Linked DNA regions of Mus musculus: regions 2, 3, 4, 5 and 6 are each linked to region 1. The links are chromatin loops, found by intact Hi-C in ENCODE. Cell type or tissue: left cerebral cortex. All regions are shown on one strand.

Region 1 (5,000 bases):
CCTTTCTAAGGCCGGCCGATTGAGACCCTCTGCACGAGGTGGGACTCGAACCCACGATCCCGTAACAAAACACGAGGTGGGACTCGAACCCACGGTCTCGCAACAAGGCACGAGGTGGGACTCGAACCCACGATCTCGCAACCCCAGATGGTCTCTTGGCCTCCAAAGGGGTCCACCAGGCGTCCCTGGTCCTCCCCTGTTCCTCCTGGGACGTCTCCCAGGGCGAACGGACGGTGGACACCTGGACAAGTCTATCCTTATCCACCCCGCGTTCCCTCTCGGAGCGCGGTCTCACTGAGCGTCCGCAAAACCGAAACTGTGATCGCACCAAACTTAGAAACAGAACACAGACACCAGACCAAGACAGGTCAAAGAATCTTACCTTAAAGTGGGTCTAGGGTCTCTGAGTGGTCGCGCTGATCCCGGACGAGCCCCCAAATGAAAGACCCCCCCCCGAAGGGAGATCCTCACTCAAGCCTCGGGACAGCCGCGGACCCAAGAAGACACTGAGACCGAACTCAAAATGTTGAAGGCAAGATTTAATAACGCAACAGCAAGAAAGCACATAGACCAGAGCTCTGGGGTCGAAACTCATGCACCTAGTATGGTGTAGAGGAGAATCGACGACGAGCCAAATTTTTTCACAGGCTTATATAGGAAAAACTCAAGCGGGGAGAGCGGGGCAGGGAAAGTACAAGTTTGCATAACTAAGGGGTTCTGCCAAGGGACAAGGGGTTCTGCCAAGGGAATTTTACGTAACTAAGGGGTCATGTCCTATTATTTGGCAATGTACCCGGTTCATTTTGAGGTTGTTCCAGGAGGCCCTTATCTCAAAAATGTTCTTGGAACAGTCTTTAGTTGGGAGGGTTCGAACTCTAGGGTGAGGAGTTCAGGAATGCATTCTGGGGTGAAGAGTTCAGGAGTGTTCTGGGAACATTCTCTAGATGGGAGGGGTCGGGCTCTGGGGTGAGGAAGAGTTCAGTAATTTTTTATTCTTCAGTAGGAGTAGCCACAGCCCACTGCTCCTCCGGAGACCATGGTTGTCTGGTTCTCCTCTCTCCAAAGCATGGTGAACCCCTCCTTTCCTTCCTCGAATCCCCTTTCCTCCAGAGACCTGGAGGTCCCACCTGTACCTACCGCCCAGCAATTAGCCCATGACTTTCTTTACTGACAGATCAAGAACCAATTGGGAAACAGGACCTTAACAATCATCACTGCCTATAATGTTATATTAAAAATGAAAACAAAAACAAACCCCTAATTTATTTTTTAAAATCTTATGAGTTTCTTAGTTAGGGTTTCCATTGCTGCAATGACACACCATGACCATAAAGCAACTTGAGGAGGAAAGGGTTTATTCAGCTTACACTTCCACACTGCTGTTCATCAGCAAAGGAAATCAGGTCAGGAACTCAAACAGGGCAGGAACCTGGAGGCAGGAGGTACAGGAGGCTATGGAGGGGTGTTCTAGATAGTTTTGTTCAGTCTGCTTGCTTGCTCTCTCTCTCTTTCTTTCTTTCTTTTTTCTTTTTTTGGTTTTTCAAGACAGGGTTTCTTTGTGTAGCCCAGGCTGGCCTTGAACTCGGAAATCCGCCGGCCTCTGCCTCTCAAGTGCTGGAATCAAAGGCATGCGCAACCACGCCCAGCTCAGCGTGCTTTCTTACAGAACATAGGAATGGCCCCACCTGTAGCAGGAACTTCAGGACTGCCTCTATGTAAATACTGGGAGCTACGCAGACGCAGAAGCATCTCCTGCAGGAGGACCTAATTGAGGACTGCCTGCGAGAACAAGGATTGCTAGTGCAAATAATGCCAGCCAACCAGGAACTGCTGTTTAGAAGAGATGCTTTCTTGGGACCAATGGGGATGCAGGTGGAGGATATTAAAGGAACTTGCCGCACTGCTCAGATGAGCTTGCTGCAGCTTTTCTCACCTGCTCCCAGAGTCTGCGTTGCTGACCCTGTGCTAACTCCCCACTAACCCCCAAGGGCAGGTAGGGTCCTGCAGAGGGCTGTCCAGGGCACAGGCAACATCCACCCACAATGGGCCTGAATGAATAGCAGGAGCTGCATGCCATTTAAACTTCTTCAGTTCACTTGTCTGAAGACCATGGGGCTAAAGGCATTCGCTGCACAGGTCGATGGTGAGACTTAATAAGGTAGCGCTGGTGAGTGCTCACACAGAGCATACATAGAGAAGCAGAGCTGTTCCCTTAGCCCCTGCTCTGGATTGCCAACTCTGCCTTTGTCCCAGGTTAGAACCAGCAGCACCCTGGCATCTTCCAGGCCACTGACTGGTTCTCTGCCGCCACCTAGTGGACACTTCCTAACTCCTCTAAGCCCGGTTTATGATTTTTACAACCTCCTGTCCCTGGGGACTGCAGCAAGTGGAAACACTCCTTTTTCAACGCGAATGGCCCTGAACTCCAGTTTTCACCGTTTATTACTCACACCATCTCGCTAATTGATTTCCCCTTCTGAGCTTCAGTGTTCTCATCTCTAAAATGGGGAGAAAGAAAGAAAAAGAAAAATCACGGAACTGCTGGCTCAGAGCCTAGCAGCTTCCCGGAAGATGGAGGAAGGCTGGTGTGAACTTCCTGTAACCCACAAACTCTTAGAGGAAGAAGCCAGGTAAGCCCGGTTGCTCAGGGTCCGTGCTAAGTATTGGCCTAATCAAAAGTCACTGCCTAGACTGGGAGGTTCTAGGGATATTGGGGCCATGCAAAGTAGGTACCTGAGCGATGCAAGCGATCTAGGAAGTACCTACGGGAAGCCCTCATAGCCTGGAAGACAGAACCAGTTTTTCCTCCCTGACACACTCAAGTGACCATCCATCTCCATCAACAGGAAGGGTGCTGTCGACCTGGCTTCAGCCTAACTCATGCAGGACAGCTTTCTCGGAGGTGAGACACAGCTCTACTCCCCAGACGAGCACAGGGACACATGAAATCCCGTGGCCACGACGAACAGTCACTGTGCAGAAGGACTGGGCTGTTCATCAGCTTCCGTATTTGCAGATTGTAGCCCCAGGTACTTGGCTAGAGAGCAGTGCAGGTATTAGGTGGGGAAGGATCCAAGGGGCCGAGAGAAAATGGACTTGTCTGGAATTAAGGTAAAGTATTCTGTGTGTTTTACATTTAAGGTTTGGAGTTATGCCTTGGCAGACTGTTTGATATTAGGGAAATATTAGAGCAGTTTCTTATAAAAAATTTTGAATTCCGTTTTTGTTTTGTTTTTAAAGATTTATTTATTATTATACATAAGTACACTGCAGCTGACTTCAGACTCTCACTATGGGTGGTTGTGAGCCACCATGGGGTTGCTGGGATTTAACTACAGGACCTTCAGAAGAGCAGTCAGTGCTCTTACCCACCGAGCCATCTCACCAGCCCCTTTTGTTTTGTTTTTAGTAACTGTTTCCCTCAGCCTGTTACCAGATAGAGGTGTGACTGGCAGGAATCCTGAGACCTCATTTTCTACCACCTTATCCAGATACAAATACTCAGGATGCCTGCACCGCTGGAATGCTCGCTCGTGGCGACTACTATGCCAATCCCCCAGGGTAGGTTTTTCTTTAGATGACAACCTTTCAGCCACCTTATTTGAAGTCTCAACATCACTGAGCAAATTATTTATCCTGTTACTTACTCTATTCTGATGTCCCTTCCAACCAATGGAGGGAGCCTAATGAGTCCCTGGACCCCACAGCTTCGACATAGCAATAGGGGAGCCTTGCCTAAACTCCCCAGAGTGGCTACATGAGGTACCAGTGGTCAAGGGGAAAACATCCTCAGTCCCTGGCTGCTGCCTGACCTCATAAAGTGGCCTAAGCCCATCTTTGAAGCTCCCAGCCACCCGTTGAGAGGCTAAAGAAAGTAGGCCTGGTGTCTCTCATCTGCAATCCCAACACAGGCTAGAAGGCAGGAGGATGGATTCCTGTGAGTTTGAGGTCAGCCTGGGATATGCAGTGAGTTTAAGGACCAGCCTTGGCTGCAGAGGAAGGACCTGTCTCAAAACACTAAAGAACAAGGAGCCAGCAAGTAAAGTACATCTTTAGACTGCTAAAGATCTGCGTTTGATTCTCTGCAAGTTGTTGCCTGACCTCCAGATATGGCCGTGGTGTCCCACCCCCATGATAATAATGCATTTTAAAAGAAGTTTACAAAAAGAAAAAACAAAGTAGTAAACAGTAGAAACAAGACCCCACTCCATGTTCTCTCTCGTGTATGGATCTCAATGTGAATGTGGTACAGACTTTAAGGTTGTGTGTTCAATCTGGATACCTGTCGAAACCAGGAACCAGGAAGCTTGGAGGTGGGGGTGGGGTGGGGAAGAGTTGAACAGGCAGTATGAAAGGGACAGAAGAATAATGGGGGTTAGGTTTAAGTAGTGTGGTGGTTTGTATATGCTTGGCCCAGGGAGTATCACTATTAGGAGGTATGGCCTTGGAGGAGGTGTGCCACTGTGGGCTTGGGCTTTAAGACCCTCATCCTTGTTGCCTGGAGGCCAGTCTTCTAGCAGCCTTCAGAACAAGAGATTGAACTCTCAGCTCCTCCAGCCCCATGTCTGCCTGGACACTGCCAGGCTCCCGCCTTGATGATAATGGATTGAACCTCTGATCCTGTAAGCCAGCCCCAATTAAATGTTGTCCTTATAAGAGTCGTCTTGGTCATGATATCTGTTCACGGCAGTAAAACCCTAAGACAAGTAGGGAGGGGAGGGGGGAGTGAAAGAGGTGGGGAAGGATAACTTATAGAATGTTTGAGAACACCATCTGGGATCTACTATTTTAGTGCGTGTGTGTGTGTGTGTGTGTGTGTGTGTGTGTGTGTGAGTGTGTGTGTGTGTGAGTGTGTGTGTGTGTGTGAGTGAGTGTGTGTGTGTGTGTGTGAGTGAGTGTGTGTGTGAGTGAGTGTGAGTGTGTGTGTGTGTGAGTGAGTGTGTGTGTGAGTGTTTGTGTGTGTGTGTGTGTGTGTGTGTGTGAGTGTGAGTGTGACTGTG
Region 2 (5,000 bases), 520 kb before region 1:
CAGGAAGTGGGCAGGGACTAGAGGCCTGAACCTGAAGGCAGAACCTGAAACAGATCATGGGGGGAAACATTGCTTAATGGCTTTCTCCCCATGTCTTGCTAAAAAGGCTTTCTTATACAACCTAGGACCACTTGCTGAGGGCAGTGGGCCACTGGGCCCACCTATATCAATCATTAATTAAGAAAGTGCCCCCACACATTTGCCTACAGAACAATCTTATGAGGGCATTTTCTCCGTTGAGGGTCTCTCTTCCCAGATGACTCTAACTTGTGTCAAGTTGACAGAAAGCTGAGCTGCCCACATGGTGATGGGCCTGAGTGAACAAGCAAAGTGACAGAGGGCAAATCTGAGTGTGGGTGGTTGGGGAAGGCGGGCAAACAGGAGCATCATAGAAAAGACTCAGGCCCTCTCCCTGGCTTCACAGCTACACAACGGCTGCCGAGTCTCCCATAGTCCAGTGTTTGGCTTTCTAGAACATTCCCGGTTCTGGAAACCTTCAGGTTGAAGAAACACTCTGGGCTGTCACTGGCAGTGCAATATTCTGACAATAGCTTTTACATCCTATGAGACCAGAACTTTTGCTGGACCTCACAGCCAAAGTTAATAATTTACCTTGAAGTCACTTAAGACTGCTAGCCTACTGTGTACTCAGCCTGACTGTTTAGCCTGCCTTTAAGAGAACAATGTATCAACAATCTTACTTGCCTTGAGTTTCCCACATAATCAGTTTTTACAACCTAAGTTAAAGTGTAGCTGCTATCTTAAGTCATGTACTCCTGCTTGCTCCTGACCCAGAACAATGCATGTGTATCAACTCCCTGAAAGCAGCAAATATATCAACTGAAAGCAAATTTCCTAAAATCTACCATCCATCTAGGGGCATTGGTGGATAAACAATGATATTTGTTATCTGGGTCAGTTGGGACAGTTGGAGCCAGCGACTTAATCTCTGTAAAACTCTGTTAAAGATTTCTATGAACTACCACATGCCTTCCCTCATGTGATGCCCTCTCTGCTGTTCAATACAGAGCAAAGCCCTTTGTTAAAAGACATATATCAGCCAGGCGGTGGTGGCGCACGCCTTTAATCCCAGCAATCGAGAGGCAGAGGCAGGCGGATTTCTGAGTTCGAGGCCAGCCTGGTCTACAGAGTGAGTTCCAGGACAGCCAGGGTTATACAGAGAAACCCTGTCTCGAAAAACCAAAAAAAAAAAAAAAAAAAAGGCATATATCACAGACAGAGTAGAGAAAGAGAGAACCATAGACACACACACACAGCTCATACAACAGACATCACACACACAGACATAGACACAGGGACACACAGATTCACAAACTCTTCAGGCAGGCCCAGATTCGGACTCCCACAAGCGATGGACAGAAGATGGATGGCAGGGAGCATGAACTAGAAAATACAAATCTGCACTCCTGTGTAAACCACTCCAAGGGGAAGTGGTTTTTTTATTGCTTTCCTTTAACGTGGCACGAAGGCATTACCCACTGGAGTCCATCACTAATGCATTACAATCTGTGCACAGCACCACCCTGCAGACTGGATGCGATTCTCCCTTCCCTTCCCTGATATGACATATGAAAAGCACCCTCTAACAGCATGAGGTGGGACGCTGACCTCCAGGACTCCAATCCCACAGCTTCCGTGCCAACACTTATTCTGCCATGAATGATTAGTGTGAGGATCAAACACTCTGCATGGAAAATGATCAACACCCACCCTGTGCTCATGTGACTTGTCCACTGATTACACTAGCACAGAAATACATGTCTAGTATCCACCACCGTGCAGTAGGTGACTGGCAAAAATGGGATATGGCTTCAACTGAAGAAGTCAAAGGGACATATCTCAAGACAACAGACTATATTGCAATCTAAAGGACTATTGTATTTGGGGGGGGGGTGTCCAGTGCTGGAATGATCCCAGGTCCTTGCACATGTTTGGTGAGTGGTCTACCACTGAACAAATTCCTCAGTCCTCAGATTAATTTTTTATTGGGGGAGGAAGGATAGGAACAGAGTTTTGGATCTTGGGCCTCATGCATGCCAAGCAAGCACTCTATACCCCTGAGCTGCAGCACACAAAAGATTTTGATGAGAGGGATTGGTCTGTGCAGTGCTGTAAGCTCAGGTTCCCATCTCACGTCAATGTCCTGAAATCGTAAATCTGGTATCCAAAATCAAAACGGTACATGTGCGGTTTGTGAAAACGAACACTAGATGGCAGCATTCCGGCAGGATGAGCTGAATCTGCCCAAACTCCCTGCTCAGGTCGTCCCATAAGGCCACACAAACTCGAGACCCTCAGGTCATCTGGAATGCCTCAGCTGGAAACACAGTTAGGGAAAATGACTTGAAATTGCAATTACTACATGACGAGAGAGATGAGGGGAGACGTTTGTGTCCAGCACTCAATGTTCTGAGCACTTCTTTTTCAAAGAGCAAATAAGGGCTTTGCAGTCCCAATAGGACCCACCTAGAAGTGTCCTTATGTAAATGCATACTCACATATATACAGACACATAAGCATATCTTCTACTGAGGCAAAATAAACAAGAGGTAATTGTAGCTTCACTGTAGTGAATGGATCATGGATCCTTAATCTCGTTTCTCTTTATTCTCGTTCATGTTTTCAACAGCAATTTCCTTTTTAAATTTTCTTTTGTATTTATTGATATTGTTGTATATATTCGAGTCCTTTGCCTGAATGTGTGTATGTGATACACAATACCAGCAGTGCCTGCAGTAGCCAGCAGTGGGTGTTGGACCTCTTGGAACTAGAGTTGTAAATGGTTGTTAGCAAGCATGTGGGTGCTGGGAACCAAACCCAGGCCCTGTGCAAGAGCAACAAGTGCTCTAACTGCTGAGCCATCCAGCCCCTCAACAACTATTTCTTAAGTACACCGAGAGCGAGGCATTAAGTGTGAGCCACTCTCTCAAAACCCAAAACCAGCTCGAGACAGAGGGTGGCTGATCTGTGCGTGCTTTAAAAGCTTTTGTTGTAAAACCATCTGCTGAGGCCCTGAGTTTGGTTCATAGAACCACCATGGTGGAAGGAGAGTACCAGCTTCCACATGCACACACACACACACACACACACACACACACACACACACACATATGTGGATCTCTGTGAGTTCCAGACCAGCCTGATCTACATAGTGAGTTCCAAGGCAGCCAGAGCAACATAGTGAGACCCTGTCTCAAAAGAAAAGAGGAGAGGAGGGGAGGGGTTGAGGGGAGGGGAGGAGAGGGGAGAAGAGGGTAGGGGAGGAGACACATATACACATATACATACATACATATATACATACATTCATACATGCATATGTGGGGGGTGGGCAATGTGGTATAAGTTCCTCAACTTAATTCCAGCTGTTTTTGTTTTGTTTTTTTGTTTGTTTGTTTGTTTGTTTGTTTGTTTGAGACAGGGTTTCTCTGTACATCCCTGGCTGTCCTGGAACTCACTTTGTAGACCAGGCTGGCCTCGAACTCAGAAATCCGCCTGCCTCTGCCTCCCGAGAGCTGGGATTAAAGGCGTGTGCCACCACTGCCTGGCTAATTCCAGCTGTTTTGAAAGTGAAGGGCAGGAAAGCAGGAAGATCCTGAGTTCCACACCAACCTGGGAAATGTAGTGAGACCTCCTCTTTTCTCCCCCAAGATTAACCAGATGTATTTTCCAGAAAGCCAATATTATGTGTGCATTAGAGGATAGTAGAGTTGTGATAGGCCAGATGAAAAAGCATCTAGGCACAGTTTAACAAAACACACGAAGTCCTGAGAGTGTGGGGCTAGAAAGCAAGTATCAAGTCTGGTGGAAATACATATAAATAGAGCCTGTCCCATTTTTAGACAGTGTGTTGCTATGTAGCCAGAGCTGACTGTGGCTCTTGTTAACTCATGATTCTCCTGTCTTAGTGCCATACCCTCCCAAATGCTGGGTTACAGTTAGAGACCACCATGCCAGGCTAGCAGTCATTTTTAAATATTTGTGTATTTTGAGATTCTCTTTCCTCCCTCCATCCCCTCCTACATAACCCCTGACACTGGTATTTTTCAAATCTATGGCCCCTTTTTCTTTCTTTGTTGTCCCATATATACATACGTACATAAACATACAAGATACATTTCTAAATATATAAATACAACCTGCTCAGTCCATATAATGCTACTTGTATCTATGGTGTGGGCTGACCGTTAGTATTGGATAACCAGCTGGTGTGTTCTTCCTTGGGGAAGACTATTTCTCCCATTCTAAGCATTGCTCAGCTGCCTGTAGTTCTTTGTCTAAGGTTGAGGTATCATGGGCTTTCCCCCTCCCACATTACCAGGTCTGTTGGCGCCCTCTTTGTTCAGGTCATGTTTAGGTAGCCCTGGTGGCGAAATCTCATCTCTGGCATTTCTAGAAGACACAATCTCCTAGCAAACTCCCTGTTTCTCTGGCTCTTATACTCTTTCCACCTCCTCTTCCACAATGATTCCTGATCCCTAGGGGCAGGAACTATGTTGTAGATGCCTCACTATGGACCGGGCCCCACAATGGCATTTAGGTTGATTAGAGCTCTCTATAATGTTCTCCATCTGTTGCAGAGAGGAGTTTCTTTTCTTTTTCTTTTTTTTTTCTTTTCATTTTGGTTTTGGTTTTTCGAGACAGGGTTTCTCTGTGCAGCCCTAGCTATCCTGGAACTCACTCTGTAGACCTTTCTGGCCTCGAACTCAGAAATCTGCCTGCCTCTGCCTTCCGAGCGCTGTGATTAAAGGCGTGTGCCACCACGCTCGGCTTTTTTGTTGTTGTTTTCTTTGTTGTTGTTGTTTGTTTTGTTTTGTTTTTGTTTTTGTTTTTGTTTTTGTTTTTTTCGAGACAGGGTTTCTCTGTGTAGACCTGGCTGTCCTGGAACTCACTCTGTAGACCAGGCTGGCCTCGAACTCAGAAATCCACCTGCCTCTGCCTCCCAAGTGCTGGGATTAAAGGCCTGTGCCACCACGCCT
Region 3 (5,000 bases), 290 kb before region 1:
TCTAAGTCTTTCCTTCTGAGATGGGAATGAGCAAAGACTGACTCTCTCTTTCGGGAAGGCGTTAGGAGTTAGCAGGAAAGGACAGTAGAATGTTGGTAGGTGTGGATCAACTTCACTTTCGCTCAAAATTGTATTGTGCTAGGTAAGGTAGATCATGCTTCCAATCCATGGTCTCGGAAGGTGGAGGCAGGAAGATCAGATTCAAGGTCATCCTTGGCTACCTAGTGAGTCTAAGGCCAGCCTGGGCAACAACATTCTGAACATGAAAAATACTACTCGAACTTTAGGATCTGTAAAAAACACCTAGGATGCTTGAGGACCCCGCAGCTTGAGGGGCTGTGTTCCGATTTGTTAGTCCTAGCAGTGGGGGAGGTTGAAGAATGCACTTTAAGGGGCATTCCAGGTGCGTCTGATTGAGTTGGCCCTGTGTTTTGGGTAATAATAAAAACACGTCCCTGCCTTTGCCCAGAACGGTGGCAGGCGCTCTGGCTCCTCCTTGCTTAGCTCTGAGATAGGGTGACACAAGGCCCACTCCCATCACTGGATCACTCTCGGCATCTCTTTTGTTCCTCTCGGTTTATAATTTTGCCTGGGATTACAGGCCTGAAACTGTTGCCCACGCTCTCTGGCTCCTCTCAGCTTCACTTCACCAAGCTGCCATAACCATCCCATTCTCTCTCTCTCTCTCTCTTCCTCTCTCTCTCTCTCTCCCTCTCTCTCTCTCTCTCTCTCTCTCCCTCCCTCCCCCCCTCCTTCTCTCTCTTTATCTCTCTCTCCACACCTTTGCTCCAAGGATGAAAAACACTCAGATAACTTTATTATTTTAGAAATTGTCAGCTAGCACAAATTGCTAGGCACAGAATCTCCTGCCTTAAACTTTTCAGCTCGCCTGTACCAGCTTGCCTCTGCTGACTTCCTTGGCTACCTGCAGCGGCCGCTGGTTCTAACTTCCTGGAGTTACTACATGACTGTTTCATTCTTCTCCGTCCAAGGCCTAGCTGTAAAGCCCTTCTCTTTCCCTGTGTCTCTTTTTCCTCCAGGGACCCGGAAGTCCCTCCTGTCCCTTCTGCCAGCAACTGGCTCCTGGCCTCCTTTATTGACCAAATCAAGAACCAATTAGGGAGCCAGACTTCAGTATCAGCACCTCCCCCTACAGCCCTACACACTGTTTTGAGAAACATTGAATTTCCAGATGGGCAATCACCTCTGGACAAGTAAAAGAAAACAGGCAAATATTACCATCTGTTCAACTGCAGCCTTTTTCGTTTTAGAAGAGAAAAGTAAAAGATAGCATCCACCCATCAGCAAACGGTCTGCCAGCCGTCTCTCTGTAAATCTGGCAAATGCAAATTGGCATCACTCACATTTCACACAATCCTGGGATTGTAGAACTGTAGCCTGAGAGCATTTGTTTACTCCCTTATTTCTATAGATCCTATGGAAATGAGCACATTTACATGGGGTCCCAAGAAGCACACATGCACACTCATACATACATTTTACCGAAGCAAAGGTTTCATCAGAACTTGTAATATACCGATTTTGTTGTTATAATCAGATATTTCAAAGTCTAAAAACAACCCATGGCACTAGGATTAGTGTGCTAAGCCTGTTGCTTCAGAAACACTAACGTGATGTAGCTGTTTCACTTCACAAATGTTCACAAGCTAAGAGCAGGAACAGGAAGGACTCATCTCAAAATCATGTGGCTAGGAACAGGGCACCTCAAAGCTAGCACTCAGACATTAGACTTTTAATTCAATGGTATATCCACTATGATCCACTATATAGCAAAGTGTTTTATAGATCCTGGCCAGTTTTGTTTTGTTTTGTCTTGGTTGAATAGAGGGATCTATTTCTATTGACTAGATTGCTTAGTTAAAATATATTGAAGGGCACATGTCTTTTCCCTAAACACTCCACTGGGTGGCAGTGTAAACTCTTCTCATACTGAGTCACTCCAGTTTATCTGAGATAAATCCGTATTTATAATCTGTATCTGCACCCCTGGCCTGTAACTATCCAAACTGGTATTCCAGTTATTCCCACCCTGGAGAAACTATTATGTGGTAGTTGCTTTTAGTGGAGTAGATCTAAATAGATGGCTAAATACAATTATCGTAACTTGGTCATTTTCAAAAGAAGTAATCAGATTTGTAAAATACACAATTTGAAAAATGGGATACGGAATTAATCAGAGAGTTCTCAAAAGATGAAACATGCATAGCAGAGAGACACTTAAAGCAATGTTCAAATCCGTAGTCAGGGAAATGCAAATGCAAAGAACTCTGAGATTCCATCTCCAACCTGTCAGAATGGCTAAGATCAATAACACAAACGACAGCTCATGCTGGAGAGGTGTGAGGAAGGGGGAACACTTGGTGGTGGGAGCACAAACTTGTACAGCCCTGTGGTGATCAGCGTGGCAGGCCCTTGGAAAGCTGGGAATAGATCTACTCGGGCATATACCCAAAGGACTCTACATCCTGCTACAGAGATGCTTGTCCATCCATGTGTTTTTGCTAGTTTAGCCAGAAACAGGAAACAACCTAGATGCCCGTCAACTGATGACATACGGAGGTTGGGATGAGTGATGGATAATGAACATGTGGTCCATTTACAAAACGGAATATTACTCAGCTGTTTAAAAAAAAATTACGAAATTTGCAGGTGGCCAGATGGAGTTGTGGAAAAAGAATCATCCTGAGTGAGGTGAACTGAGACCTAAAGAGACACATGCTGCAGGTTTTCTCTTATATGTGGATGTAGGCTTGGCAGCCTTTGATATGCATGCTAGGGTGTACAGTAGCACAGAAGTTAGATATTTACTAAGGAACTGGTGGGGGTGGGGGAGAAGAGGATCTTTCAAGGAAGGAAAAAGTTGTGAAAAGACAGGATAGGAGCTGGAGTGTGAGGATTAAATGGGGAAGGGGAGGGGAAAAGGAGGTTTGGTGGTTTGGATGAGAATGACCGCCATAGACTCTTAGGTTTGAATGCTTGGTCTACAGTTAGTGGAACTGTGTGGGAAGGATTGGGAGGTGTGGCCTTGTTGGAGGAGGTGTGGCCTTGTTGGAGGAGGTGTGTGACTGGGTAGTGGGCTTTGAGATTTCAAAAACCCATGCCAGGCCCAGTCTCTATCTCTCATCCTGCTGCCTGCAGATCAGCCATGCCTGTCTGTTTCTTGCCATGATGATCTTGGACTAGCCCTCAAAAACTGTAAGCAAGCCTCCAGGTAAATGCTTTTTTAAAAATAAGAGTTGCTTTGGTTATGGTGTCTCTTCACAGCAACAGTAACTAAAGATGTGGGGCATAAAGGAGGGAATATGGGGAGCGACAAGCAAGACTGAGGGTTATCTGGGGGCCAGATGGTAGCCTACAACAGTAGAAACTTCCTAAAATATAAACATATATGAGAGAAATCTAAAGGGAGTCAACAAACAGTGGCCGAGACAGTGCTCCACTAAACATCTTGAATGTGTTACATCTAGATGAGTCATGTGACAAAGGGCACCAGGGAAACCCCAGACACCTCAGATGATTGCCAAGGCTATCAGCCACTCTCTGCAAACTGATGGTGATGCCCTTGCTGCAGACAACACTTCCAGACCTCACTGAACACAGAGAACAGAGACGTCGTGCTGGTGCCTAAGAAGAGGCTTTGCCCTACTGGTTCACAGTACTGTAAGGTACTCTGTCCACAGTTAGAGGAGAGAGGTAGCCATCAACCCAGCTTTAAACCCTGAGATTACAGTGGTGGCCTGCCTGCAAAATATGACACTGATGGCACAGTGGGAGTAACCAACTACTTTCTGATTGGGTTTGAGACCCACTCCACCTGGTGGAGCCCATGCATGACACTGCATAAAGGGCCAAGAGCTTGAGACTGGGTAGGCTATGGTCCTAGGAGAGAACCAAATACTATTGTTTCTGCTAAAGGAACATAGCAACAAGACGACTGCTAATGCTATTCTGTTATACCCATAGACCAATGTCTCACTCAGCCATTACCAGAGAACCTTCTTGTGGTAGGTGGGAACTAACACAGAGACTCACAGCTGGCTAATGCAGACAGTGAGAGATTATGGAGCATTCAGTCCAAAATGGGATGTTGTCATCAAAGCCTCACCTGAGGCTCAGAGAACCCTGCAGATGAGAAGGTGGAAAGATTTTAAGAGTCAGAGAGGATGGATGGCATAGAAACAGTATCCTCCAGGCACTACAGGACTGATGTATAGTATGTGGTCTCTCAGAGACTGGTAGCGCACACAGGGTCTGCATAGGTCCAAGCCCATGGTCCCAGCACTGACAGTGGGGAAGTGGGAAGTGGACTCCTATATCCTAACAGAGAAGCTACCTGCAATTGATGCCTACTTCCAAAGGAAAAATTAATTTTCTCCAATGGAATCTCACTGGGTCTGTTAACCGCATTTCAGAATAAGCCCTACACCCAGCCCTAGATGGTCAACACAAAACAAACTCAAAGCTATTTTTGTAGACTTTTTATCTCATGTTGGTTTATTTGGGCATTCTTTCGCTTATTGGTCTTTTACTTATAGATTTTGGTTTTCATTTTGTGAGAAGTATGTGAATTTCTTATTATTTTTGTTTGTTGTTTTTTAAAGACATGAAGACACAGGGTTGGGTGGATAGGATCTGGGGGGAGGGGGAGAGTCTGGCCAGAATATATTGGCTGAAATTTTTTTTTCAGTTAAAAATCTTATTTAAAGAATATAAAGAGAAATATTTTGGCTGGAGAGATGGCTCAGTAGTTAAGAGCGCTGCCTATTCTTCCAGAGGTCCTGAGTTCAATTCCCAACAACCACATGGTGGCTCACAGCCATCTATAATAGGATCTGATGCCCTCTTCTGGTGTTCCTGAAGACAGCGACAGTTTCCTTGTATACATAAAATAAATAAATCTTAAAATAAATTCTGTTTTGCATGATATTTTTCTTAGTTGTACCACTAGGTAGTGATCTCTCTCTCTCTCTCTCTCTCTC
Region 4 (5,000 bases), 440 kb before region 1:
ATAACTATAAATTTTGACATGTAAACCTTCCTTAATATTAAGAAACTCATCACTGGTTTCTCTGTTTCCCTGGGATATTTAGATCTTAAATACAAAACATCAAATAGTTTATCCCTGCTGGGCATGGTGACATACATCTATAATCATAGTATTTAGCAGGCAGACGTAGATGGATCTCTGTGAATTTGATGCCAGCATGGCCTTACATGGTTAATTCCAGGCCCGACAAGACTATGTAGTGGGGTTTTTCCCATTTTTGTTTGTTTGTTTAATTTTTGTTTTTTCCACTTATTTGCATAAATCATCAACCCCAAAGACATTGATAGTCTGGCCAAGAAAAGAGCCTAATATTTAATTGCCCTTGCCTTTCCCATTAAGCTCAGTGTGGCTTGCTTCAATTTGTTTCCAAAATTCTCTCTGCAGTTCTTAAACTCACTCCATAGCACACACCAAATACAATCTAGAAGCTTTTGGTTCAGAATTATGATACAATGTTTAAGGCAGCCAGAAACAAGAAGTGTATCTTCCAGGAACACATAAAGTAAAAGACAAGGTGAAATTACTGTCACCGTTTGGCTTCTAAAGTTGAGGAAATTGCTGGGCTGGCTAGTTTTATGTCAACTTGACTCAGGCACAGACATCAACAGAAGAAAGGCCTCCAGGAGATTGGGCTGAAGGCAAGAATAGGGCATTTTCTTAATTAGTGATTTGATGGGGGTTAGGGTAGTGAAGTCAGACTTGAGTTAGTATCACCTCTGGTGGTCCTGGGTTCTATACGAAAGTAGGCTGAGCAAGCCATGGGTGAGAGAGCCCGTAAGCAGCAGCCCCCCATGGTCTCCCGATTCCTGCCTTTTTTGAGGTCTTATCCTGAATTAACAGTGATGTAGAATTGTAAACCCAACAAACTCTCTTCTCCCCAGTTTGTTTTCAGTCATGTTTTCATCACAGTCATAGTAACCCTAACCAAGACAGTTGCTTTTGACAAATGAGAGTTCAAGTGGGCAGGGGAGATGGCTCAGTGAGTGATAGTGCCTGTTGAGCAGGCTTTGAGGAAGTGGTAGCAACCTGGGCTCTGGAGCAAGATGGGAGGTGAGACCGAGTCCTTACAATCTGCTGCTGTTTCTTTGTCTTTGTTTTTAAATCAAGACAAGATCTTACTCTGTAGCTTATGCTGGCCTCAAATTCATAGCAATTCTCCCAACTCAATCTCCCTGGTGCTGAGATTATAAGGCCTGAGCCACCAAACTACCTTCAGCTGTTTAGTTGTTAGAGTCCATAATATGATCTTTCCTTTAGGGACTATTTTTAACTCTCTGATTGGTTAATTAATTAATAATTAATTAATTGAGACAATTAGTCACTATGTAGTACTGGCTGGCCTAGAGACTCAATATGTAGACCAGGTTGGCCTCAATCTCACAAAGATTTATGTACCTCTGCCTTCCAAGTTCTGGGGTTAAAGCTGTGGGGTACCGTGCCTGCCTTATTGTCATTTTGGGGTTTGACTGAGGGTCTCAAGTATTCTAAGTGTGCAGTTTACCACAGCAGTTACCCCTCAACCCTTTTGTACAAAGACAAAATCCAAAGTTGGCCATGGTGTTGCACTCCCAGGATCCCAGCACCGGGAGACAGAGGTAGGGAGATCAGGAGTTTAGAACCAGTCTCAGTCTGGGCAATATGTCCTCAGGGGGAGAGAGAGCTGGGGACAGCTGAAACTCCTGATGACAGCTCCACTCCTGACTTCTGTGTTGCTTTGTGTGTGTGTGCGTGTGCGCGTGCGTGCACGCACATGTGCAAAATATGTGGAAATATTTCTCATAAGAAATAATTGGCTACAGTGAAACCTATCTCCAAATATTCCTCATTTACCACACTTCTCTGGTGTCTGTGAAATTAGACATTATGTTCTTCTTTAGGCACAAGGGAAGATTAAATACACAAACCTAGATAAAACTAAGCCTAATTTGAGGCAGGCACTTGTTTTGTTTTGGTTTTTCGAGACAGGGTTTCTCTGTATAGCCCTGGCTGTCCTGGAACTCACTTTGTAGACCAGGCTGGCCTCGAACTCAGAAATCTGCCTGCCTCTGCCTCCCAAGTGCTGGGATTACAGGCGTGCGCCACCACGCCCAGCTGAGGCAGGCACTTCTAAATTCAGTCTTTTCACCTATGATTCCTGGAAGGAGGGTTCCCATAAACAAACAAACAAACAGACACACACACATTGAGCTTTGCCCATAAATGTTTGCTCTACAAAGGAAACTTTGGCTGTTTATCTCCCCATCTCGGTGTGCAATGTTGTTTTTTATTTAGTTTTTTTTTTTTTTTCTCAATTCATATTGTCTAGCTTTGCTTGTGCACCCAGATGGGGAGGCTGGAGTTGGCCATAGAAAACTGGGGTCACTTCAACTACAGCCTCTTGCCAACTTTTTGGTTCTTGACCAGTTATTCTGGTTCCATCTGATAGCACTGAATTTCTTGGGGATTCTTTGAAGAATAAGTACTAGTTTTAGATGAAATCATCCAGTAGTTTCCCCATATTCTGAGGTGAACAGTGAAATGCACAGCCAAGCGCTCCTTCCTCTGAGTGATGGTGAGGCAGTTCACTCCACTGCTCACCCAGTGGGTCTGCGGCCCACTGTCCCTCGGCATCTCCTTGCAGGCCACCATGCAGCCCTGCACATGTCCCCTCCACAGCAATACTTTTCTGCCGGTCCCCAGCTGGTTTATACAGATAAGCATTTTTTTCATAATCCTTTTCCACCAACAGGTGGCACCAATAACCTTATTTAATGATCTCTCCAAAGTAAGCTTTACAGGGCATCCAAACATTTTTAGTGTTTAGAAAAAGAACAGTTGATATTAAGAGATCTAAGGCAGAAACTAGGCAGCATTTCCCACCTTTCCTGTACTGGTCTCCTGTTGGATTGCTGGCGCTTCTGTCCAAAAAGCACCTTCTTAAACACACACACACACACACACACACACACACACACAAAACGACAACAGCAACAACAATAAAAACCAATTTATTTGTTCATTTGTGTGTGAGAGAGTGTATGTGTGTGGATACATGTGCCATGTGATTTGTGTGAGACAAGTCATGGGAGTCACTCTTTCCTTCCTTCATGTGAGCCCCAGGGATCAAACTCAAGTCGTCATGATTGGCAGCAAGCCCTGCTTTAACCCCTGGCCCCTCCCACCATTCCCAGTGTCTTTCAATGTCCATCCATACCTGCCATAAGGCAAGGTGAGTGGCTGGTATGAGAACAAGTTAGGGGCAAATATAAAATATCTACACCATCTTCCCACCTTACCTCCCTCCAACTCCTTTCACACCCTCTTGCTCTCTCTTCCAATTCATGGCCTGTTTTTTCTTTCATTGTTACACACACACACACACACACACACACACACACACACACACGATCCGATGAGTCCATTGGTGTTACTTGAGTAAGACTTTAAGGCTGCCACTTTGTTGGATAACTAACAAGGGGGTTCATCCCTAGCGAAGGCTACTTACCCGTTCTTTGCCAAGGGGTGGAGCCTCATGAAATTCCCCTCTACCCTGTTAGCATGGCTATTGGTGTCGCCCTTGTTCATCTCATGTTTAGATAGCCATATGGTTGAAGTGTCACGGATGTGGCTTCCCCGTTATTTTTCGGAGACACGGTCTCACAGGAGTTTTGTTTCTGCCTATGTCTTCTTCATTGTTCCCAAATGTTAGGTTAGGAATTGTATTGTAGATGTCTTCACTAGGGCCAGGCACCCCGAGATCATTTATTCTCTGCATTTTGACAAGTTATGGTTGTCTTCAATGGCCTCCATCTGCACAAAGAGGAGTTTCTTTGTTAAGAGATGAAGGCTACGCGTATCTGGGTTGTAAGAATGCAGTTAGGAATTTTGCTTGGGTTTTGGTAACGTGATTTATAATGGGTTCTCCAAGATCCTTGATCTTACTATTCGTGTGTGGTTGGCTAGGTTTCCAGTATCTGGCTTGATTTGCTTCTGTTGGGCAGGCTGAAGTCCAATTAGACAGCTGTTGATTATTGTGGTGGTTTGAATATGCTTGGCCCAGGGAGTGGCACTATTAGGAAGTGTGGCCTGTTGGAAGAAGTCTATCACTGGGGGCAGGCTTTGAGACCCTCCTCCTAGCTGCTTGGGAGATAGTCATTTCCTGGTTACCTTTAGATCAAGATGTAGAACTCTTAGCTCCTCGCAGCACATCTGCCTGCATGCTGCCATGCTTTTTGCCATGATGATAATGGGCTCAACCTCTAAACCTGTAAGCCATCCCAAATTAAATGTTGTCCTTTATAAAAGTTGCCTGGCTCATGGCGTCTCTTCACAGCAGTGGAAACCCTAACTAAGACAGTTATCTTCAGGAATAGGAGTGTCACTACACATTTTTTAAAGTCCCTTACTACAAGGGGGAAGAAAGGCTTGTGTGTGAATTGTCAGGGGTGAAGGATAGAATTCAATTCCCAGCAAATCTCCTAAGCATTTCTTTCCCAGCCACTTCATAAAGCTACAGTTCCTTAGGTCCCTGGTGGGGAATGCACAGAACCCCGAGTCTAGCTTGTTGAGATAAGGCAGGCACATAGCATGAACATTGCAGTAACTTTTAATGTACAGTAGATGCACGGGCTGATCTTGGATCACATGAACACGTAAGGTAAAATACAATAAGGTTCTTAAAATTGGTGTGTGTGTGTGTGTGTGTGTGTGTGTGTGTGTGTGTGTCCGTCCGTGTGCGCGCCCACCCAAGGAAGTCAGAAGAAGGCATCAGGTTCTCATGACTGGTGTTTCAGGCAGTTCTGAGATGCTCAGCACGGGTTCTGGGATCTTAACCATCCTCTGAAAAGAGCTGAAATGCCCTTGACGGCTGAACTCTTCTAGCACCTGCAATAAGAGTTTTGCTGGAGGAAGGTCACTCATTCACCAGTCAGTGTTTATTATATCCTCTTTTTTTTTTTTTTTTTTTTTAAATTTGTGGACAA
Region 5 (5,000 bases), 140 kb before region 1:
ACAATAAATCGTTTTAGAACCCATGGACTGCAGTCCACAGGTTAGCACAGCCACGTGGGTGGGCGTCGGTGTAGCTTGGCCCCAGGGACACATGTCCTGAGGACTTCGTGCTGTTATGGAGTTCTGTTCTGCTTGCTGCCCTCACATCCCTCTTAATTTAAGAACTGTATGAAAACTTTAAGGGGGCTTCAAGTCCCTCACTAGGCAGTATCTCTGACACTCACAGTGTTAACGCTTGATCTCCTTCAGGCATTGCTGCTGGAGCAGATTAGTGATTCAATCACCACCCTAGAGAAGAACTTAGAGATGCAGATTGTCAGCAGTGACCACCACCCTTTAAAAAAAAATTAGGAAAAATCAAGTTGCTAGTGAAGCTAGGTTGTAATGTTTTTACTGCTGGCTCTGATGTAAAAAAAAAAAATCTTAGGGAACAATCTGAAATTCAGAAAGACACACTCTTAATAGATAAGCTAGGGACCTTTTACGGTCAGGGAACAAGAACAATGGCAGCACTGGCTGACTCACTTGACTCCCAGTGAGGCTGGACTGGTGATGGGTGATTGCTTTCTTATACCCATTTTTTGCCCTCAGCTTTCTAGTATGATTTATGAAGAACTGCTGATGAGCAGATATGCATTCTGAGGATTTAAGGTAGATGTGACTGATTTTTATATAAAAATTTAGAGTTGTGATTCTTCTAGGGTTCTAAAAGATTGCTTTTAAAGATAAATAATAAAATAATTACTCCTTTCTTTGTAACCGAAAGTTGCTGCCTGCCAGTAAGAGAAGCTGGCTGAGAAAACTACCTTGCTTGCTTACACTTTGTTAATCTATAACAAGTGGCTTAGTTAGGAATGTACATGAGTTTTGGAGACTAATTTGTTTTCTTTACCTGCACTACGTAATGTTATTTCTTGTAAAGGTATTGGGGAAACACATCGTTTTTTAATAACCATTCACTACTAGAAAAAACCTAAAATGTGATCACATTGTAATTTTATACTGCTTGAAAGATTTTTTTTTTCTGGGATATATAAGCTATGGAAGAAAGAATAAAGTATGGGGGCTGGGACATTGTTCCATCTACCCATCATATGTGTGTGTGTTTGTATATATGTATGTATGTATGTATGTATGTATGTATGTATGTATGTATGAATGAATATATGTAAACCTTGTCTGGGTGTGTGTTGGAGCTTGCTCCATCCACCAATTTTGTGTGTGTGTGTGTGTGTGTGTGTGTGTGTGTGTGTGTGTGTGAAATGCTTGGACTCTGCTTGCTGGAGCTTTGCTCAAACCATTCTATGTGTGAATGTGTATATGTCTGTCTATAGTTCTATATGTATGTATGCATGTGTGTGTATGAAGTTATTGGATTCTGCCTTTTGCTTTATCCAGTGTGTGTGTGTGTGTGTGTGTGTGTGTGTGTGTGTGTGTGTGTGTGTAAACTCTCTCTTTCCTTCTCTTTCTCCCTGGTCCCAAGGAGTTAAAAGAGTTCACGGTTTTTCCAGGGGCCACAGGAAATGCCAGCCCCAGTAAATTAAACTCTGTTTCCTCAGAGGAAAGTCAGCTGAGTAACTTCTCTAATCACTGGCTGCCACTGGCCAGTAGGTATGTAGGTATCTGGATCCACCCTTGTCAGTGGCTCTAAGCACTGTCCTCCAAATGGCTGCCTGCCTCAGTTTACCCACCACATAGATGCCAAAACTGGTCATTGGCAATCCCTCTCTGATTACTGACCATGACATGTGCCAAATAATTCTCCAGCACACTGGATTTCTGGAGTCCCTCTCAGATTAGTTTTAAATGGATATAGAGAGGATCACAAAGAAAACAGATTGTATGGGAATTCTGTTGCATCTAGGTGTCCGTGGCTCCAGTCAAGCTATAGCAGACTTGGAAGATGCAATTGTGGTTCCTATCTATAGCAACTCTTCTCGCTTAGTCTTGTGATTAAAAATCATTATTCCGGATGAACAACAATATGAACTAAGCAGTACCCCCCAGAGCTCATGTCTCTAGTTGCAAATGTAGCAGAGGATGGCCTAGTCAGCCATCAATGGGAGGAGAGGCCTTGGTCTTGCAAAGATTCTATGCCCCAGTATAGGGGAATGCCAGGGCCAGGAAGTGGGAGTGGGTGGGTTGGGGACCGGGGGAGGGGAGGGGATAGAGGATTTTCGGAGAGGAAACTAGAAAAGGGGATAGCATTTGAAATGTAAATGAAGAAAGCATCTATTAAAAAATGTTTTTTTTTTAAAAGAATCATTATTCCAAAAGTCTTCGGGAATTCAATTGTCCTTTTGTCCTCAACGGTGCAAATATTTTTATGTTGTGTGTGTGTGTGTGTGTGTGTGTGTGTGTGTGTGTGTGTGTAAAAGGCTATTGAAGACATAAAGGAAGTCTCTATACAATAAAAATTATCTATTTGGGCCCAGCAAGACAGCTCTAAAGAAGTTCAGCTACTGAGGTGTCTTATTAAAGCACCTAGGAGGAGCCTTAATCCCACTAGAGGGCACTGTGATACTGATCAAATAGGGGCAAGACAGCCAACCCTCTCTGACTCAAGAAGCCTTGAGTCCCTTCTACATAAATAACCCTCAAGGTAAAGGTCTGAAGGTGACCTCAGGCAAAGAAGAGAAAGCTAGAGGAAAAAACAAAGTTGTACATTTTTCCTAAATTCTTATTTCCTCTCATCTAGATACTAGAATGACCTAGTGAAGTTTTATTATTCCTCATCTAAAATAAAGAGGCATTTACTTTACAGATCTTCTGGAGTTCTTTAAGGACCACCAGTAATTTAAAATACTCATCAGCCTGAGGCCTTAATTACAATGAGCAGTGTCGCACTACTGAACCATAGTGACCATGTGACATGCTTTTGAAATAAATCTCATACTAAGCCTGAGATATGTGGGGATTAGATATTATAGTTCATTATTCCAACATAACATAACCTATTTAAGAACCTGTGTAAATTAATTGAGAGCCAAGAGGGTGATGTGGCAAAGGCATCTGGTCTGAGTTGGCTTTTTGTTTGTTCAGTTTGGTTTTTGTTGTTGTTGTTGTTGTTGATGATGATGATGATGGTGATGGTGATGGTGATGATGGTGATGATGTTTCTGGAATCCAGGACTTTTCAGTGTGAGGAGTTATGATGTAATGGAGCAATGGTCCACAACGATCCGGTGCAGAATAAAGGATGGAGCTGCCTGTCAAATGCAAAGCAACTCTTTGGATAAGCAGGGAAAGGTTCCAGATCAGCTTTGGTGATGGTGTGTTGGGGGTGGGGTGTTAGAGTCAGACACCAACATACAAGGGTAGGCACACCCTAAGTTTATTTGGATGAGTTTCTTTGGTTTTGTTTTAAGATAAGTTCTCACTAAGCAACTCTGGCTGACCTGGAACTTGCTGTATAGACCAGTCTGGCCTTAAACTCACTGAGATTCCCTCCTCTATCTGTCTCTCAAATACTAGGATTAAAGGCATGAAGCTCTACACTCAGCCCCACAATTTTTTTAACCTTATATTTTAGACATGAGTACATATGTATATGTATGTGACTGTTTATGTGTATTAGTGTATTATTAGAAGAAATCTCGTTCTCCTAAATATGCTTATAGCCGGGCGTGGTGGTGCACTCCTTTAATCCCAGCATTTGGGAGGCAGAGGCAGGTGGATTTCTGAGTTCGAGGCCAGCCTGGTCTACAGAGTGAGTTCCAGGACAGCCAGGGCTACACAGAAAAATCCTATCTCGAAAAAAAAAAAGTGCTTATATTGAACATTGCATTGCTATTGTAAAAATAAACTGTAGACCACAAAGGCTATATCAGAAAGATTACATTCACATTTAACCAAATTAAGCTAATTTTTCTCCAAAAAAGTATTACTTGTTAAAACCAGAATGAAAATAAAAATGTAAAGCTCTCTGAGCCTCCTATTCCTTAGCCATCATTAAGCCTGGCTTCCTGTACCAAACACCTGAGCCCTTACTTCATTTCCTCTAAGCCTTGGCTATGACTCCAGCCATGGCTATGGATATCAAAGGTCCCTTTGAGGTTCCACTGCCTGTGCCCTGATAGTAGCTCACCTCAGGCTTATGTCTATAATTCCAGACACCTCTGGTTCGACTACGTTTGTTGTGTTGTTTTGTTTTGTATTAAAGTCTCATCCCATGGGACTTATCAAGAAAAAAAAAGTAAGCAGAGAACTCCCTCTGGGCTTTGGTCACAGGAGCCACCCCTGACACCCTCATTACTCAAACTCAAGTGACATCTTGGAAGTTGGAAGCTGTCATACCACCTTGTTGTGCACATGCTGGGATTTTCCAGGGCTAGGAGCTATGCAATTAGCAAGCAGCCTCACCTTTAGACCACGAACATGAGAGGATCCAGTTCCTTCATCTCCACAAACCTGATAGAAATATCTGCTCTCTCTATCTTAATTCTTTCCCTGAAAGGCTACCCAACATCCTCCCTGTTCCTTCTTCCCCACCCACCTCAACACAATCTCCTTGATGAACTGAAGCTTCTATAGCGCAGAGAGAACTCCCGTCAGCCAACTGCTCCTTTCCTTACAAATAGACCCCAAGGGGAAAAATGCACAAATGACCTTGGGAATGGAGAATAGAAAAAGTGGAGGAAACAGTCCCACATTAATTAATGTTGTACGATTTTTCTATATTCATATTTGTTGTAGATGGGCCTGGTGCTGTTCTTGTGAACCAATCTTCTAATGAATAAAGGAGCCAATCACTGGGCAAGTAGGTGGGACTTCCAGATTGGACAGAGGAAGAGAGGAAGCAGGAAAGAGTTAGGTCTCTTTTGGACGGGGATAGCATGAGGACAAGATGTAATTACTAGTGTCTCCTGGTTTCAACAGTGGATCAATCAGGATTCACCACGGGGGAATTCAGATTTAATAAGGCTTACAAGATTAGGATTTTAGTTGTTGCACCCAGAGATTTAGCTATCATTGTTTCTGAACTAAGTTTGTGTAGCATT
Region 6 (5,000 bases), 130 kb before region 1:
ATATATGTATATATATATATATACACATATATATATGTATATATACATATATATATATATACATATGCATATGTATGTGTATATGTATATGTATATAGATAGATAGATATAGATATAGATATATTTTTTGTGTCCAGCACTATGATTGATAAAGCTCCAGTGAATATTTTCTGGTGGAATAAATGTACAACTGAACAATCTCTTTAAAAATTATTCTATTTACATTCCAGTCATTGTCCCCCACTTGGTCCCCCCCTCACAGTTCCTCATCTCATTCTTCCTCCCCCTTACCTCTGAGAGGGTGCTTCTCCCTGGCCCCTGCAAACCTCCCCCTTTTCTGGGGCCCCAAGTCTCTCGAGGATTTAGTGCATATTCTGCCACTGAGTCCAGACCAGGCAAACCTCTGCTACATACATGCCAGGGGCCTTGGACCAGCCCATGTATGCTCCTGGCTGGTGGCTCGATGACTGAACAATCTTAACAGCATTTCAACTATTGTTGCAAGCTGTACTAATTTATATATACTCCCATATAATATAGCCAAGCTTCCCGGTGTTCCACATTTGCACAGGCCTTGGCACTGTCAGTCATTTACGTTCCAAACACTACAGAGGATTGTCACTGGATCTTGCTGTGGTTTTAATAAGCCCTTAGTATGCTAACGGATGCAGCTGTAGGGAAAGCATTTCTCCAGCATTCGTTAACATTTCCTAAAACTGCAGATGCAGAGGCTTTGCAGCCAAACTTTTTCTAGGAGCAGTAAGAAGAGCAGTGAGTCTGGTACAAGATGAAGCACTGTAGGTAAGATTTTAGAATCAAAACAAGAATTGATTTGATCCATAATTATAAAGTTTAGGTATTTATATAAAATCTCTCTGTGCTTATTAATTATGCATGTTTGGGTTACAGTTCTCAGAAATCTAGTACAGTAATTTGGAAGCTGGTCCTAACATCTGTATTTTAAAATAAACACCCTAAATGGCCTTGAAATGGTTCACCAAATGAGAAACACTGTTCAGAGACTAGTTTCATATTACAAATTAATTTATGAGACCACCTATTTGGTCAGTCAACTTGTTAATGTGAAACTAGACTTTCTCCATTTTGTGTGTATATGCAGCAGAATTTCACAAGACTGAAATTCAGATTTCTTGGCAAAGTTTAAGACAGAACACAATAAATGAAGGTCTCTGATGACGTTGCAAAAGCAACAGCGGCTATAGGGGATGTTCTGTGGTGACAAAAGGTGCCACTGCCTTAAGACTAGGTAGAATTTAGACTCATCTGCTGTGAGCCTCAGCCTCTCTGGCTCTTCATTTCTTGGTTTAAAGTAGTGCTTTGTCTGCCTTTATCAGCCTTACAGAATTACCTAGGGCTGAAATGAGTGTGACAATGGCTGGCAGAGAGGAAGATCTGATCTCAGACTGTTACACCTTATAATTATGGTTTTAAATAACTCATCTGCCTACATTAAAAATACATAGCCTTGGGGAATTTGTTCTTAGGGTAATCTTTGCAGCTTCCTATTCATGGGTAATTAGGATTCTAATAACTGAACTGTCATATTACAGTTTAGAAACACATAAGGAAAATCTTGAGTAACAAAAATACAAAAGTAATGTATATAGAAGACCAGGATTCAAGAAGCTTCATTATCATTACTCCAGATCACCTCCCACCTTACTCATTTGTCTTTCCCACTCTGTTAGAATCCACAGGACAAGAGATTGGGATGTACGCCCGAGTTTGAACATCTCGGGTTCTACTTCTTTGGGTGTGGCAACGGGGAGGAAATCATTAACCTTTGATTGAGTTTATTTTGCAAGTAGTTTTATTATGGTTTTACTCACTATACCCAGTTAACAATTTAAATTGTATAATTCGGTAGTTCTTAGTAGAACGGCATGACATTGGGGGAACCATCATCACTATCAACTGCAGAACATTTTTACCAACCCTCAAAAAGAAATCCCCGGACAGCAGTTATACTCCATTCTTCCCTCCTCCCTCACTCCATAGCAGGTGCTAATTAAAGTTCGTCTAGAGGTGCTTATTCGAGGTCTTTTACAAACAATAACGGCATCATACAGTATGTAGACTTGCGGAGCGAATTTCTCCCCATCTCCTTCCAGCCTCTACAGGAGCACATCGGTCGGAGAACAGGACGATACCCCTAAAACGCACTCAGCTCCGTCCACCCTGTAAAACCCAGACCCCCGCCTGCCAGCTTCACCCCGCCGCAGCGGAGAGTGGGAGCAGCGCCCCGCCCATCCCCGGCGTCGCCTCACTGACGTCACCGCTCCCAGCCGCAGACTCCCTCCCTCCTTCCCGGTCGCGGTAGCTTTGACAGGACGCGATGGCGGCGGCCGGGTCTGCAGGGTTGCCGGCGACCGTGTCGGAAAAGCAGGAGTTTTACCAGCTTCTGAAGAACCTGATCAATCCAAGCTGCATGGTGCGGAGGCAAGCCGAGGAGGTCTATGAGAATATCCCAGGTCTGTGTAAGACTACATTTCTCTTAGACGCCGTCCGAAATAGAAGAGCAGGTTATGAGGTGAGACAAATGGCTGCCGCACTGCTACGACGGCTTTTGTCCTCAGGGTTTGAGGAGGTCTATCCAAATCTACCTCCTGAAGTGCAGAGGGATGTCAAGATTGAACTGATACTGGCCGTTAAGTTAGAAACACATGCTAGCATGAGGAAAAAGCTTTGTGATATTTTTGCGGTGCTGGCCAGGAATTTGATAGATGAGAGTGGCACTAACCATTGGCCAGAAGGTCTGAAATTCCTCATTGATTCGATTCACTCTAAAAATGTGGTTCTGTGGGAAGTTGCACTTCACGTTTTCTGGCACTTTCCTGGGATTTTTGGGAACCAGGATCGTCACGATTTGGATATCATCAAGAGGTTGTTGGACCAGTGTATTCAAGATCAGGAGCATCCAGCAATCAGGACATTATCTGCTAGAGCTGCAGCTACGTTCGTCCTTGCTAATGAAAACAATATTGCTCTTTTCAAAGACTTTGCGGATTTGCTTCCTGGGATCTTACAGGCTGTGAATGATTCCTGCTACCAGGATGATGATTCTGTGCTAGAATCCCTTGTTGAGATTGCAGATACTGTACCTAAGTACTTGGGTCCCTATCTAGAAGATACTCTGCAGTTGAGCCTGAAGTTGTGTGGAGACTCTAGGCTTAGTAACCTGCAACGCCAGCTGGCTCTGGAAGTAATAGTCACCTTATCTGAAACTGCAACTCCAATGTTGAAAAAGCATACGAATATTATTGCACAGGCTGTGCCTCATATATTAGCAATGATGGTTGATCTTCAAGATGATGATGACTGGGTAAATGCTGATGAAATGGAAGAAGATGACTTTGACAGCAATGCGGTTGCTGCTGAGAGTGCCCTAGACAGACTGGCTTGTGGACTTGGTGGGAAAGTTGTTTTGCCAATGACCAAGGAGCATATCATGCAGATGCTTCAGAGCCCTGACTGGAAATGTCGACACGCCGGATTAATGGCCTTATCAGCCATTGGAGAAGGTTGCCATCAGCAAATGGAACCAATTCTAGATGAAACAGTTAACTCGGTTTTACTTTTTCTTCAGGATCCTCATCCAAGGGTAAGGGCTGCTGCCTGTACTACACTTGGACAGATGGCTACAGATTTTGCACCTAGTTTCCAAAAGAAATTCCATGAGATAGTGATTACAGCTTTGTTGCGAACCATGGAAAACCAAGGTAATCAACGTGTGCAATCTCACGCAGCTTCTGCTCTTGTTATTTTTATTGAAGACTGCCCCAAGTCATTGCTAATTCTATATTTGGAAAATATGGTAAAAAGTCTCCATTCCATCTTGGTAATTAAACTTCAAGAGCTGATTCGGAATGGAACTAAGTTGGCCTTAGAACAACTTGTGACAACCATTGCTTCCGTTGCAGATGCAATAGAAGAAAGCTTTATTCCATATTATGATATATTTATGCCCTCACTCAAACACGTTGTTGAGCTCGCTGTTCAAAAGGAACTCAAGCTTCTTCGAGGAAAAACTATTGAATGCATTAGCCATGTTGGACTTGCCGTTGGGAAGGAAAAATTTATGCAAGATGCATCAAATGTGATGCAGTTACTGTTGAAAACACAATCAGACTTAAATAACATGGAAGATGATGACCCTCAGACTTCTTACATGGTTTCAGCCTGGGCTAGAATGTGTAAAATCCTTGGCAAAGACTTTGAGCAATATCTCCCACTGGTTATTGAGCCACTTATCAAGACTGCTTCAGCTAAGCCTGATGTCGCTCTCTTAGACACACAGGATGTGGAGAACATGAGTGACGACGATGGCTGGCAGTTTGTAAACCTCGGAGACCAGCAAAGCTTTGGCATCAAAACTTCAGGACTTGAAGCAAAAGCAACTGCTTGCCAGATGTTGGTTTACTATGCGAAGGAGTTAAGAGAAGGATTTGTGGAATACACGGAACAAGTTGTGAAGATGATGGTTCCTCTGCTGAAATTTTATTTTCATGACAATGTTCGAGTGGCAGCTGCGGAAGCCATGCCCTTTCTCTTGGAATGTGCAAGAATTCGTGGCTCAGAGTATCTTTCACAGATGTGGCAGTTTATATGTGATCCCTTAATCAAGGCAATTGGAACTGAACCTGATACAGATGTACTCTCAGAAATAATGAATTCTTTTGCCAAGTCCATTGAGGTCATGGGAGATGGTTGCCTCAACGATGAACACTTGGAAGAACTGGGAGGAATTTTGAAGGCAAAACTTGAAGGGCACTTTAAAAACCAAGAGTTACGGCAAGTAAAAAGGCAAGAAGAAAATTATGACCAACAGGTTGAAATGTCTCTTCAAGATGAGGATGAATGTGATGTTTATATTCTGACCAAAGTATCAGATATTTTGCACTCATTATTTAGTACTTACAAGGAAAAAATTTTGCCATGGTTTGAGCAGCTACTCCCACTAATTGTAAATCTAATTTGTT

What was found. Hi-C counts contacts between places; a loop is a spot of excess contacts. Peaks named below come from ENCODE experiments on the same cell type or tissue, not always from the same donor. Only the 100,000 strongest peaks of a DNase experiment are listed, where the experiment ranks them.
Region 2: a loop joins it to region 1, with 4 times the contacts of the local background. A loop is called at or near these places in 9 of 42 quality-filtered maps.
Region 3: a loop joins it to region 1, with 4 times the contacts of the local background. A loop is called at or near these places in 15 of 42 quality-filtered maps.
Region 4: a loop joins it to region 1, with 2.9 times the contacts of the local background. A loop is called at or near these places in 8 of 42 quality-filtered maps.
Region 5: it touches region 1 in a loop (9-fold over the local background); 23 of 42 quality-filtered maps call a loop at or near these places.
Region 6: it touches region 1 in a loop (3-fold over the local background); 23 of 42 quality-filtered maps call a loop at or near these places.

The regions. Positions count from the first base shown.
Region 1 is chr19:29,681,615-29,686,614 of GRCm38, reverse strand. Gm36126 (a long non-coding RNA gene) reads left to right here and starts at 2,377. Exons shown (of 3, transcript XR_386644.2): 1 at 2,377-2,630; 2 at 2,847-2,902; 3 at 3,410-4,438. In left cerebral cortex, a CTCF peak has its summit at 2,312 (motif pointing left); a DNase peak (open chromatin) is centred at 2,312; H3K4me3 peaks cover 301 bases.
Region 2 is chr19:30,202,830-30,207,829 of GRCm38, reverse strand. No RefSeq gene overlaps it. Among named protein-coding and RNA genes, the nearest start is that of Mbl2, 28 kb to the left of the region's middle. In left cerebral cortex, a CTCF peak has its summit at 2,222 (motif pointing right); DNase peaks (open chromatin) are centred at 2,239 and 3,861.
Region 3 is chr19:29,975,987-29,980,986 of GRCm38, reverse strand. No RefSeq gene overlaps it. Among named protein-coding and RNA genes, the nearest start is that of Gm26046, 7.6 kb to the left of the region's middle. In left cerebral cortex, a CTCF peak has its summit at 1,932 (motif pointing right); DNase peaks (open chromatin) are centred at 1,300 and 1,936.
Region 4 is chr19:30,126,077-30,131,076 of GRCm38, reverse strand. All of the region lies in intron 15 of Gldc (glycine decarboxylase), which reads left to right. Among named protein-coding and RNA genes, the nearest start is that of Gldc, 47 kb to the left of the region's middle. In left cerebral cortex, a CTCF peak has its summit at 2,755 (motif pointing right); a DNase peak (open chromatin) is centred at 2,755.
Region 5 is chr19:29,818,681-29,823,680 of GRCm38, reverse strand. No RefSeq gene overlaps it. Among named protein-coding and RNA genes, the nearest start is that of Ranbp6, 8.2 kb to the right of the region's middle. In left cerebral cortex, a CTCF peak has its summit at 2,502 (motif pointing right); a DNase peak (open chromatin) is centred at 2,511.
Region 6 is chr19:29,810,307-29,815,306 of GRCm38, reverse strand. Ranbp6 (RAN binding protein 6) reads left to right here and starts at 2,333. Exons shown (of 1, transcript NM_177721.4): 1 at 2,333-5,000. The coding sequence starts at 2,357. In left cerebral cortex, no CTCF peak of the experiment used is centred here; a DNase peak (open chromatin) is centred at 2,299; H3K4me3 peaks cover 1,782 bases; H3K27ac peaks cover 870 bases.